Linked DNA regions of Homo sapiens: regions 1 and 3 are each linked to region 2. Evidence: read pairs that join two places in POLR2A ChIA-PET (ENCODE). Cell type or tissue: MCF 10A. All regions are shown on one strand.

What was found. Peaks named below come from ENCODE experiments on the same cell type or tissue, not always from the same donor. Only the 100,000 strongest peaks of a DNase experiment are listed, where the experiment ranks them.
Region 1: POLR2A ChIA-PET joins it to region 2 with 9 read pairs; 1 of 35 experiments calls an interaction of 5 or more read pairs at or near these places.
Region 3: POLR2A ChIA-PET joins it to region 2 with 9 read pairs; 6 of 35 experiments call an interaction of 5 or more read pairs at or near these places.

What each region holds. Positions count from the first base shown.
Region 1 is chr6:3,610,816-3,614,815 of GRCh38, forward strand. The region is part of intron 3 of LOC100507336 (a long non-coding RNA gene); the gene reads right to left. Among named protein-coding and RNA genes, the nearest start is that of PXDC1, 140 kb to the right of the region's middle. In MCF 10A, a CTCF peak has its summit at 1,359; DNase peaks (open chromatin) are centred at 1,686 and 2,026.
Region 2 is chr6:3,471,276-3,475,275 of GRCh38, forward strand. No RefSeq gene overlaps it. Among named protein-coding and RNA genes, the nearest start is that of SLC22A23, 16 kb to the left of the region's middle. RefSeq lists a cis regulatory region at 1,769-2,249 and an enhancer at 1,860-2,154. In MCF 10A, no CTCF peak of the experiment used is centred here; a DNase peak (open chromatin) is centred at 1,996.
Region 3 is chr6:3,525,587-3,529,586 of GRCh38, forward strand. No RefSeq gene overlaps it. Among named protein-coding and RNA genes, the nearest start is that of SLC22A23, 71 kb to the left of the region's middle. In MCF 10A, no CTCF peak of the experiment used is centred here; DNase peaks (open chromatin) are centred at 555 and 1,545.

The sequences.
Region 1 (4,000 bases), 140 kb after region 2:
GTTCACGCCATTCTCCTGCCTCTATTAGACAATTTATTCTGTGAGGACAGGGATCATGTCGGTCTGTTCAGCATTAAATCCCCAATACCAGCCATGCAGCAGGTGATCAGGAAAGAAGAAATCTTGAATGTTGTTAAGTTCTGATAAAACAAACCAAAACAAGGAGCAGAGACTGACCTAGTGATTGAGTGAAAGAGGTTAAGGCTCAAACTCACAGGACTGAGAACAGAACCTTCCCCACCTCTCTGAGTCCAAGCTGCCTCTCCCAGAGCTTCAGAGCCCTCCTTGCACAAGCCCGTCCCGCAGCTGACATTCGAGACACTTGTTTTTTTCATGTCTAGAATATGATAAGACAGGCATCAGAGGCAATTAGAATCAAGACGAGGAGAGTGTTCTAGGCAATAAGGACAGCCCATAAGACACTAAATAATGATTCTTTGCACTTCCATGGCACCTTTCGTCTGAGGATTTCAACGTGGATTTTAATTTTAATCACATTTCCACGATGAGGCTTCTTATTAGAGATGGAGAACTAGACCTTTGCACCTGGTGCTATACAGACACTTCACACTCAACATATTCCCAACAAAAGTCATGATCTTTTCCCCACACCTCTTCCCTTCTCTGTGTTCTCCTTCTTGGCAAAGGGCACCCTCATCCACCAGGTCCTCAGGGCTGATACCTAGACGCCATTCTAGCCTTCCAGCTCTCTCTCCCCTCCCTTACTGAGGAAAATTGTCCACTATGTCCCACCTCCCAAATGCTTCCCAGGTTCCTCTTGAGTCCAGCCCCCAACCCTGGTCCTTGGATATTTTCCTAAAGGGCAAATCCCATAATGCTGATTCCTGTCTTAAAATCCTTCAAAAGTTCTCTATTGTGAATAAATTCAAACCCTTTATTGCACCATGCAAGTCTTTTCATGACTGGTCTCTGCCTATCTCATTTTTTTATACTTTTTTTTTTTAAGACTGAGTCTCATTTGGTTGCACAGGCTGGAGTGCAGTGGCACAATCTCGGCTCACTGCAACCTCTGCCTCCCGGGTTCAAGCGATTCTCCTGCCTCAGCCTCCTGAGTAGCGGGGACTACAGGCATGCACCACCACGCCCAGCTGATTTTTTTGTATTTTTTGTAGAAATAGGGTTTCGCCATGTTGGCCAGGCTGGTCTCGAACTCCTGACCTCATGATCTGCCCGTCTCAGCCTCCCAAAGCGCTGGGATTACAGGCGTGAGCCACTGCACCCGGCCTCTCATTTTCATCTGCTGCCACCTCATCCCTCAGCTGTTCTCCCACAGCACCCACGTGCGTGTGTGCGCACACATTTACACACTTGCACATACACACCTATGCCACAAGGTGCAGGCCTGCAGTTCCCTAAACTCCCCATACTGTTTCAAGCCTCCATGCCTTTCTACCTATTATTATTCCCCACTTATTTTCCCCATGGAAAACTGCTGCCCATCTTGTAGGACACAGCTCAAGTGAAATTTCCTCTACAAAGCCTCCTATCTCACTAGGAAAAATGGGTCATTTTCTTTTGCACCACCCACATAATGTGAGCTTGTTTCATTTCTACTGCTCACCATGCTGTGTGGCAATGGTTGAGTTACAGCCACAGCCTCATTAGACGGACGCATTCTTTGAGAGCAAGTCATATTCATCTTTATATCCCCAGCACCTAGTGCAATTCTTGGCATACAGCAGGGGCTCCATCGGTGTCTAATGAACTTTTCAACAAATCAGTGAGTCCCTTCCAAAGCTGAGCCAAAGGGAGATTAAACACCTCCCTCCAAGGACAGAGACAAATGGATGGATTGCAGCCAAGAGTAATAAATTATAGCCTGAGTTTAGCCTATCCAGCCACTTATTGAAAGATGAAAATCTGTTCTTTATGTAACTTCAAACCAACACCTGCAGGAGTGATAGCTGAAAGAACTTGTACCAAACCGGATAACAATGTTTCAAAATGCTGGTGGAGGAGGGGAAAGTGTCAGGACAACCTTGTGAATCACTGGGTCTCACAGTATCTTTTGACAAAGGAAGATGCCAAAATATTTACAAACCCGTAAGTTATGCTCTAGTCTCGCAACCAGCAACTTGTAAAAATAGATGACTCATCCACAGGGAAGCTTAATGGCATGGACTGAATTCATCACCTGCTGGGCCAGAGCGATGAGCAGTAATGGCAGATTTTATGAAGAGGCAGTTTGGAGGGCGAGTGGCCTGCTGGTAAGTAACAGAGGCAGAAAATCGGGGAATAAGGATGTTGTTCATTGTATTTGTTGACAGGCAAACAGGGCAGAATAAGAAGCTTCTTTGACTCTCGAATTTTAGCACTAGAAGAAATAGTGAGGATTATATATTTCAGAAGTTCTCACCCAGGATATCAGAACACATTCAGAGTCCTGATCCCAGTTATGAGAAAGGGCCACCTTCGACTACAAATTAGAAATTGCATTTTCTACCAGAACATTAAACGACAAAGGCTGTCTACACTGGGATGTATCAGTGGAAGTGTCTCCAATGTCAACATGGGTCATAGCAGAAGAAACATGGAAAACCACTACATCTTTAGTCCAATTACTTCGTTGTAAGAAGGAACAAGTTAAGGGCCAAATTTAAAGTGACTTATCCAGGAAATAATAGATGCTGGCGAGGCTGTGGAGAAGCAGGAATGCATTTACACTGTTGGTGGGAGTGTAAATTAGTTCAACCAATGTGGAAGACAGTGTGGCGATTCCTTAAGGATCTAGAACCAGAAATACCATTTGACCCAGCAATCCCATTACTGGGTATATACCCAAAGGATGATAAATCTTTCCACTCTAAAGACACATGCACACGTATGTTTATTGCAGTAATACTTACAATAGCAAAGACTTGGAACCAACCCAAATGCCCATCAGTGATAGACTGGATAAAGAAAATGCAGCACATATACACCATGGAATACTATGCAGCTATAAAAAAGAATGAGTTCATGTCCAGGGACATGGATGAAGCTGGAAGCCATCATTCTCAGCAAACTAACACAAGAACAGAAAACCAAACACCACATGTTCTCACTCATAAGTGGGAGTTGAACAATGAGAACACATGGACACAGGGAGGGGAACATCACATACCAGGGCCTGTCAGGGGTTGAGGGGCAAGGGGAGGGAGGGCATTAGGACAAATACCTAATGCATGTGGGGCTTAAAACCTAGATGATGGGTTGACGGGTGCAGCAAACCACCATGGCACATGTATACCTATGTAAGAAACCTGCACGTTCTGCACATGAATCCCGGAACTTAAAGTAAAATTAAAAAATAAAAAATAAAAAAATAACGTGACTTATCTATTGTCACACTCCTCGCAGACCAGGGCTAAGACCAGGACCTCATCTCCTGACTTGTAGCCTCAGGACTCTTTTTGCTTCTCTGGCTGATTTCTGCATTGCTTTTGCCAGCGTTCCACGGCTGTGATATGGACCACCTTGCATTTTAACAACGTTCCAAAACTTTTGCAGGTGGGACGGTAGGAGTTGGAATCTCCAAGTTTCCTTTAGAGCCTAGCTACTTTCTGTGCTACTTTTATAACATTAATTATTAGTTTTTGTGTAATTATTATCATTAGGATAAAAAACTTTAACCTACAGGTATAATATTAATACATCTAAAATAGTGGTTCTCAACTGGGGGTAATTTTCCCACCCCATCTCCCCAGGAACAATTTGTCAATGTGCAGAGACATTTTTGAGGTGTCACAACTCAGGGGGAGAAGTGCTGCTGGCATCTGGTAGTGACCAGGGATCTTGCTGACCATTCTACAGGGCACAGGACAGCCTCACAGCAGAGAAGGATCCAGCCCCAAATGTTAATAGTGCTAATACTGAAAAATCCACTTCTAAAACAAGTGTCAGCTGAGCGTGATAGTGCACACCTGTAAGCCCAGCACTTCGGGAGGCCAGGGCAGGAGGATTGGTTGAGCCTAGGAGTTCAAGATTAGCCTGGGCAGCA
Region 2 (4,000 bases):
GGTTTCTCCATGTTGGCCAGGCTGGTCTCTAACTCCTGACCTCAGGTGATCCGCCTACCTCTGCTTCCCAAAGTGCTGGGATTACAGGCATGAGCCACCACGCCCAGCCCTCTTTTCTCCACTTTTGATTCCTTCCCTTCTTCCTTCAAAGGAGCACGCAAGGGCCAGGTCCCAGTTCCTGTCCTCAGCTCATTAGATCACAGGTTGTGAAGAGCTGGCACAGATTCAGCACACTTGGAGCCAAACACAGCTGTATCAATAGTTTGATAGGGATCTTCAGTTGCCCAGATTAATATGCTTATCAGCTGCTCAGGGAAAATCATTCAGGTGGCCCCTCTCCTTCCTCCGATGACCGAACCCCACCCCATGGTTTCTGGACTCCATCCCAAAGTCTCTAATTTTCCCCTCAAAATTGATTCTTCACTTGCTTAGGTAGTGTCTACACTGGAATTCAGCCTCACTGTTTGAAGTTGTCTGTTACTAGGAGAGTCTGTTTACATTAAGCCCAAGTGTGAACTCTCACTAATTAACGCCATTATGTAGCTTTGCAAATAACCACTTGTACTTATGGCCAGGAGAGGAACATTCTTTTTACTGGTTCCAACAACTGCCTTAAGGTCCAGTGGTGGTTAGTCACAGTAGAAGAGGGAAGGCAGCCGCTGGCTAAGGGCTGAGCTTGCTTATGTGTTGGCTAGTGCACCACAACTAGTTCTCTTCCAAGACAACGAGGAATTAATCATGGCTGCCTTTCTCAGGACTGTGAGGTTTTTGAGTGATAGCAAATAATGAAGCTAAATGGAGCCTCTAGCCATCTACTGAACCCCCCCATTTCTAGGAGAGGAAACAGGCCTAGGAAAGTGGAATCCTTTGACCTAAATTTAAGAGTTTATTAGAGGCGGCCGGGCCCGGTGGCTCACACCTGTAATCCCAGCATTTTGGGAGGCCAAGGTGGGTGGATCCCTGAGGTTGGGAGTTTGAGACCAGCCTAATCAACATGGAGAAACCCCATCTCTACTAAAAATACAAAATTAGCTGGGCATGGTGGCACATGCCTGTAATCCCAGCTACGTGAGAGGCTGAGGCAGGAGAATCACTTGAACCCAGGAGGCGGAGGTTGTGGTGAGCTGAGGTTGTGCCATTGCACTCTGGCCTGGGCAATAAGAGTGAAACTCCATCTCAAAAAAAAAAAAAAGAAAAGAAAAAGAGTTTATTCGAGGGTGATACGGTCCTAGAGCTCAATTCTTCTGGTTCCCAGCCAGTACATTCTCCATGCTGCCTCCCTGCAAACCGAATCTGTGTAGAACACCTTCGTTTCACCAGTAATGAAATGGCTGACAATAGGGTATTTTCCTGTCTTGCACAGATGATGGGTTACACGGTCATTTCCCAGCTTCATCTCTCTGGAAACAGATGGCTTAAATCTATTAAAATGGGTTTTCTCTGAGTTCTTCCATGAAACATTAAGCTCTGGGAAGGTCCAACTGTGTTTCCTTCACATTTAGCACCTAGTAAATGGTGCGAATGAAGGGTTAGCATTCAATAAATGGTGAATGAAAGAAGCAAGGAGAAACTAGCTATCCCATCAAGGACCAAATTGGCTGCCCTGTTAGTTAACCAATTAATGTAGTTAACCAGCCACTGGTGGAAGCAAGTTCCACTATGGGAAGCTCATCTTGCACTTCTATTATCTGGATGAGGTTGCTTTATTTTAAAAACATCAGTGCAATATTTAAAATTCAAAATAAAAGTATTACTCATCCAAAGTTTCTCTTTATCTCCAGATCCTTAATGATATGAGTCCTCAAAAGAGAGTCAGTAATTTTAAAAAGAATAGTCTCTCTTAGGAATTCTGCCCTGCTTGGAATTTCTACGCCTTTTTCAAAATTTCTAATTCTTTTTCTATCAATCTCTGACCTCAGCACTCAGAGTCTAGGAAGAGCTTACTCATGTCCCCCAGGGATCATTTCACAAACATCTGAGAGCTCCTCACCAACCAGACAATGCACAACACTGGCTCCCATGACTCAGCATGAATTCAGACACACACACACACACACACACACACACACACACACACGTGGGTGGTTTCTGCGGGTGCTCTGCAGGAGCTGTGTTTGGAGCGGTTTGGGATGGGCTGTGGGGCTGAGTGAAGGAAGGCGGCCCAGCTTCCAGCTCACTCTTTCCTTTCTGGTAACATAATTAAAATGCTACACTAACAAAAGTGAAAGAGCTTTGCAAAGTTAAAAATGGTGCAAATTCATTATTTGTTAAATGACACTAATAATGAATTAGTATCGTTATTATTATTATTATTATTATTATTATTATTATTATTATTATTGAGACAGAGTCTTGCTCTGTCACCCAGGCTGGAGTGCAGTGGTGCTATCTCGGCTCACTGCAACCTCCGCCTCCTGGGTTCAGGTGATTCTCCTGCCTCAGCCTCCCGAGTAGCTGGGACTACAGGCACGTGCCACCACACCCGGCTAATTTTTTGTATTTTTAGCAGAGACAGGGTTTCACTGTGTTAGCCAGGATGGTCTCGATCTCCTGATCGCGTGATCCGCCTGCCTCTGCCTCCCAAGTGCTGGGATTACAGGCATGAGCCACCACACCTGGCCGTCATTATTATTTGGCATGAAAGTGACTTCCAGTTCCAGTGACTGAATGTGGAGGGGGAGGGGAAAGGATGGCTGCTCCAGAAGGGATTGGGTGGTGGACTTATTTATTTTTTCTCTTTTTGGCAAATAAACTTGACCTGGTGATGGAGGCTTCTTTCAGCACCAGAGCCTAATGCAGATGTCTCCTCCTGGCTCTGGATTTCTGTGGGTGTTACTTGTTTATTGGTAGTTGTTTATATTTAAAACCATGTGGTAGTTTGATGGTGCCTGTAAATAGAATAAAATATTTCTGCTGCTTTTCTACCTGCTACCAAGGCATTTTTAAATGTCTCTTAAGAAAAGCAACAAGAGCCGGGTGCAGTGGCTCCCACCTGTAATTCCAACACTTTGGGAGGCTCAGACGGGTGGATCACCTGAGGTCAGGAGTTCGAGACCAGCTTGGCCAACATGGAGAAACCCCGTCTCTACTAAAAATACAAAAATTAGACAGGCATGGTGGCATGCGCCTGTAATCCCAGCTACTGGGGAGGCTGAGGCAGGAGAATCACTTGAGCTGGGGAGGCAGAGGTTGCAGTGAGCCGAGATTGTGCCACTGTACTCCAGCCTGGGCAACAAGAATGAAACTGTCTCAAGAAAAAAAAAAAAAGCAACAAAACGACAACAAAATGTGATAAAATACTATTTAGTCCAGTTAACGAGGGCAGTGCGGTCACTCACTCAGGCCCATGTACCCTGTGTGATGGCCTCTGAGCAGCAGTATGGATTCTAGACTTCCCGTCTTCTACATCCACAGGTGGAAACCCGGGGGGCACGTTCAAAAGGAAACACTTTTTTCTTTTTTCTTGAGACAGAGTCTCACTCTGTCACCCAGGCTGGAGTGCAGTGGCATGATCTTGGCTCACTGCAACCTCCGCCTCCTGGGTTCAAGCGATTCTCCTGCCTCAGCCTCCCAAGTAGCTGTGACTACGGGCACGTGCTACCACGCCCGGCTAATTTTTTTTATTTTTAGTAGAGACAGGGTTTCACTGTATTAGCCAGGATGGTCTCGATCTCCTGACCTCGTGATCCACCTGCCTCAGCCTCCCAAAGTGCTGGGATTACAGGTGTGAGCCACTGCACCCAGCCAAGGAAACACTTTTGAGCACCACTTTATTAGTTAATGCTCATAAGAGTTTTTTAAGTTGCTCATAATTTGGGGGATTGTTTTCACAGCGAGAGGAATGAAGAGTGGCTATGAAAGGTGTCATATGGTGGGATTCTCTGTGACACATCTTCATTCACATGACACAGTAGAAAACTCTGGAACGATGTGAGATAAGGGGGTCATCTACAGCCTTGTTGAATTTAGGGCAGATACTCTTTGCCTGGGGTTTGTGAAA
Region 3 (4,000 bases), 54 kb after region 2:
TTCACTGCACAACTCTAGGGGGCACCACTCACTTTGCTATCTGGGGAACAGTGTTTCTGGGGTCATACAGTGCAAAGCCTGCAGAACCATGCAGCTTTGGACTTTTAGCGTGTCTAACTTCATCAAGGTGGACAATCTTCACCCTGCCAGCAGGACAAATTGCATTTTGATGGGGGCATATAGGCCAGACTTCTCCACACTTGGAACCAAGTGCTCAAGGAGGCAGGTGGTGAGCCCAGCAAGATCAGGCAGAGGCCTCCTGTCCTCTGGGCAGCCCAGCAAAAGCTCTGCTCCCCAGGGCCAGTCAAATGGGAGGGTGGTGATGGAGAGAATAGTCTCTGAATTAGAGACCCAAATTTGAATTCTTCCCCATGTGTTGCAGCAACAGACACCACTGCTCCCGTGTTTTACCACTTCAGTCCCCCTGTGACTACAGCCGAAGATGTGGCCATCTTGTGCCTCAAGAGTGTCCTGCAGGCCTTTTTGCTTTCTGCCCTGAAGAGGTAACGCCAGGCTGAAAGCTAGTGCAGACGTGTTCTCCTTTAGTTGCACAATTCTGGGGACGTCATGCATCTCATACAACCTTATGTTGACATCCCCTGTTTTCCTGTCCCTCATGCTTCCTGGGATCAACTCCCAAGTTACCTGCTTGTACCCAAGTCTGTCTCAGGCGCTGCTTTGGATGGAGCCCAGACTCAGAATGTTACCTCACTTGCCTGCACCTCAGTTTTCTCACCCGTGTTATGGGGGCATATGCATGGCTCACAGGTACTTTGCAGAATCCCTATGACATGGCCAACTGAGGTAATGCCTGGAAAACATCTTGCACAGGTGCGGCCATGGCAAATGCTCCACCCATGCCATCTACCACTGTTTTACTAGGAGGGCTCCAGCTGCCTGCCAAGGGGAGCATGCAGCCTTCCCTGCCACCTGACATTGCTACTCTCATGTTACACTTCTAGCACCTTTCATATTTTGATTAGCTGAGACCATTCCTAGGGAAAAACCCACTGCAAAAATAGACAGATAGCAAAATAAATAAAAACAACAACAACAAAACAAAAACAACAAAAAACCCCCAAAACACAAGCAACCTTATGGGTACTAGCTGGCACTTCAAAACTAACATTCCCCATCTCCCACAAATACACAAGAACCAACTGTAGCCTGTGTCTGCTATAAGTGGGTGATACACCGTCCTTTCAACTTGGAAAAACCTCTTCCTGAACTTAATAGTAACAGAATTGCATCTCATTCTTGTGCTTTTTGCCCACAGAGATCAAACAGGGACTTCACGATCTTTGCCTCAACAGGTCCTTGTTTCACCCCACCCTGAGCAGGTGTGTGAGAAATGGGAGTGAGAATGCCACTGTTTGCCCCCTCTGCCTGTGACATTCTTGAGCTTATTTGCTAAACAATTCCTTCTAGCCCATGCCCCCGTCACTGTGCTGCTGAAGAGGGCTGCTCACACCATGAAACAAAACTTTCCAAGGGCAGGATTCCCCGGGGGAATTTGGATATCAACCCTGGTTTCAACATGCACATTCCTGTACGTTCCATGGGCAGAGGTGGACATGCAGCTCCTGGTGCAGGGACTCGCCCAGCTTTGAGCTGTGAGTAAGCGTCCGGGCGCTGAGGTCCACTGCTCTTAACCCCCACTCAGCTGTGGGTTCACCCCGGTCTCCCCAGGCCTCCATGAGCCCCTAGCTAAGGGACTTGCCTTTAGTCTGTGGGCCTGGTGACAGCGAGACAGGTCAGGCTCTATTTTTGTTTGAATTTTTTTAAAGGTGAATTAAACCTTGCCTGGGGACCATGTAAGGTTGAATTCACCTTCAAAAAATTTTCAAACAAAAATTTTGCAGTTAGATTTCCAGGTAAGGGGATTCTCAGTGCCATTCTGGAGGCTGAAAGGGTTAATTAACGCCAAGTAGCTGAGAGATTTACTACCGAGGATCTTAGGGAGGGGATAGTTGCTAAGATTATCTAGATAATGCACACACAAGAAATCCCGAGGTAGGGGAATGAGTTAACTGGGCAAGGCCTCCTTTCCCACAGTGGAGCCCAGGCTGAGAAACATTTTTTCTCATTTTGGAGTCAGACGTTTTTGTGCTGGTGGGTGGAGTAGAGTGGGGGAGTGTCAAACTTTTCACATAAAGGGATGGATAGTAATTCTTTTAGGCTTCCTGGACCAGATGGTCTCTGTCACAATAGCAGAACTCTGCAGTCGGAGCAGGAAAGCAACCATAGACCATACGTGAGCCAATGGGCATGGCTGTGTGCCAATAAAACTTTATTTACAAAAACAGACTGTGGGCCGGATTTGGATGATGAGAGACCAAACTACAGAGGCCTATAGTTTGTTGATCTTAGATTTAGACTGTGACTTATATAGTCCTGTGCTGCATAATGATGTTTTGGTCAACAATGGACTGCATATAGGACAGTTGTCTCATAAGATTAAACATTGCACTTTTTTTTTCTTTTTGAGAGGGAGTTTCACTCTTGTTGCCCAGGCTGGAGTGCAATGTATAATCTCAGCTCACTGCAACCTCTGCCTCCTGGGTTCAAGTGATTCTTCTGCCTCAGCCTCCCAAGTAGCTGGGAATACAGGCACGCGCCACCATGCCCAGCCAATTTTGTATTTTTAGTGGAGATGGGGTTTCTCCACGTTGGTCAGGCTGGTCTTGAACTCCTGACCTCAGGTAATCTGCCCCCCCGGCCACCCAAAGTGCTGGGATTATAGGTGTGAGCCACCACACCCGGCCTTAAAACTGCACTTTTATTGTATCTTTTCTTTGTTTGGATACACAAATATTTACCATTGTGTCACAATTGCCTACAGTATTCAGTAGTGACCTGCTGTTCAGGTTTGTATTCTAGGAGCACTAGGTTGTACAATACAGCCTAGGTGTGTAATAGGTTCTACCACCTAGGCGTGAGTAAGTTCACTCTATAATGTTCACACGACAAAATTGCCTCATGACACATGTTTTAGAAGGTGTCCCCTTTGTTAAGTACATGACTGCACTCCTTCAGAAAGTTTTGAGTCTTGATACACAGCACATATTCTTAATAGGTAGTTTGCTCTCTAGGATGAGATACACAGGAATGTCATCAAAACCAAACACCCTCTCAGAAGGGCTGCAGCTCCATGGAGCTTGGATCATCGTCTTCCACTGAGCGGGGGTTATTCCAGCATTCATCATTTCCCGTGCACAACAGGCTCCCAGGTTCCTCTTCTGTTTGCCTCTGCTAGGAAATAATTCAAAGATGCTTTTCTCAGCTGGTAAGCATTCTTATTTTTCTAAATGTTATCATTTATCTTGGTGCAAGACTGCCTGAGTTCAAATTCTGGCTCTGCCATTTATTAGCGGTGTAGCCTTCCTTTGGAATTTTGCATAACCTCTCCCTTTTTCCATTTCCTCCTCTGTAAAAAGGAAAAAAATTAACAACACTTCCCCTGCGGGGGTGTAATGAGAATGAGTGAGTGGATCCAGGTGGCTGGCGCTCGGTGGTGTCTTCTGCTCACTCAATGTACATCCTTAAGGCAGGCTCCGTCTGTCTGGTTTATCACTGTATCCTCAATGCCAGGAACAACATGGTGGGGGCCACAGAGTGACTATTGGTGAACGCAGTGTCTTCTGTTGATGTGGCCACTGTCTCCATCCTCAGCCTCACCACTTTCCCCTCCTCTGCTTCCCTCCAAGTCTCCGCTTGGCCTCTTGGCCTTCTCTGTCCCTCACTGCCTGTACTCCAGGCATCCTCGCTGCCCTAAGACTGTCAATCCTAAAGAAACTTCCGTCTAGCTGAGCTAAGAAGACAAATACACATTATAATAATATACTCATTAACATGTCAAGAGCACTCCACAGTTTGCCAGATCCTTTATTTGATTTAATGTTCACAACATCCAAGTGAAGCAGGGAATTATCCCTACTTTATAGGGCTGAAGCGAAGACAGGAATGAAAATGGAACTGAGCACTCGTGGTGTACTGGACG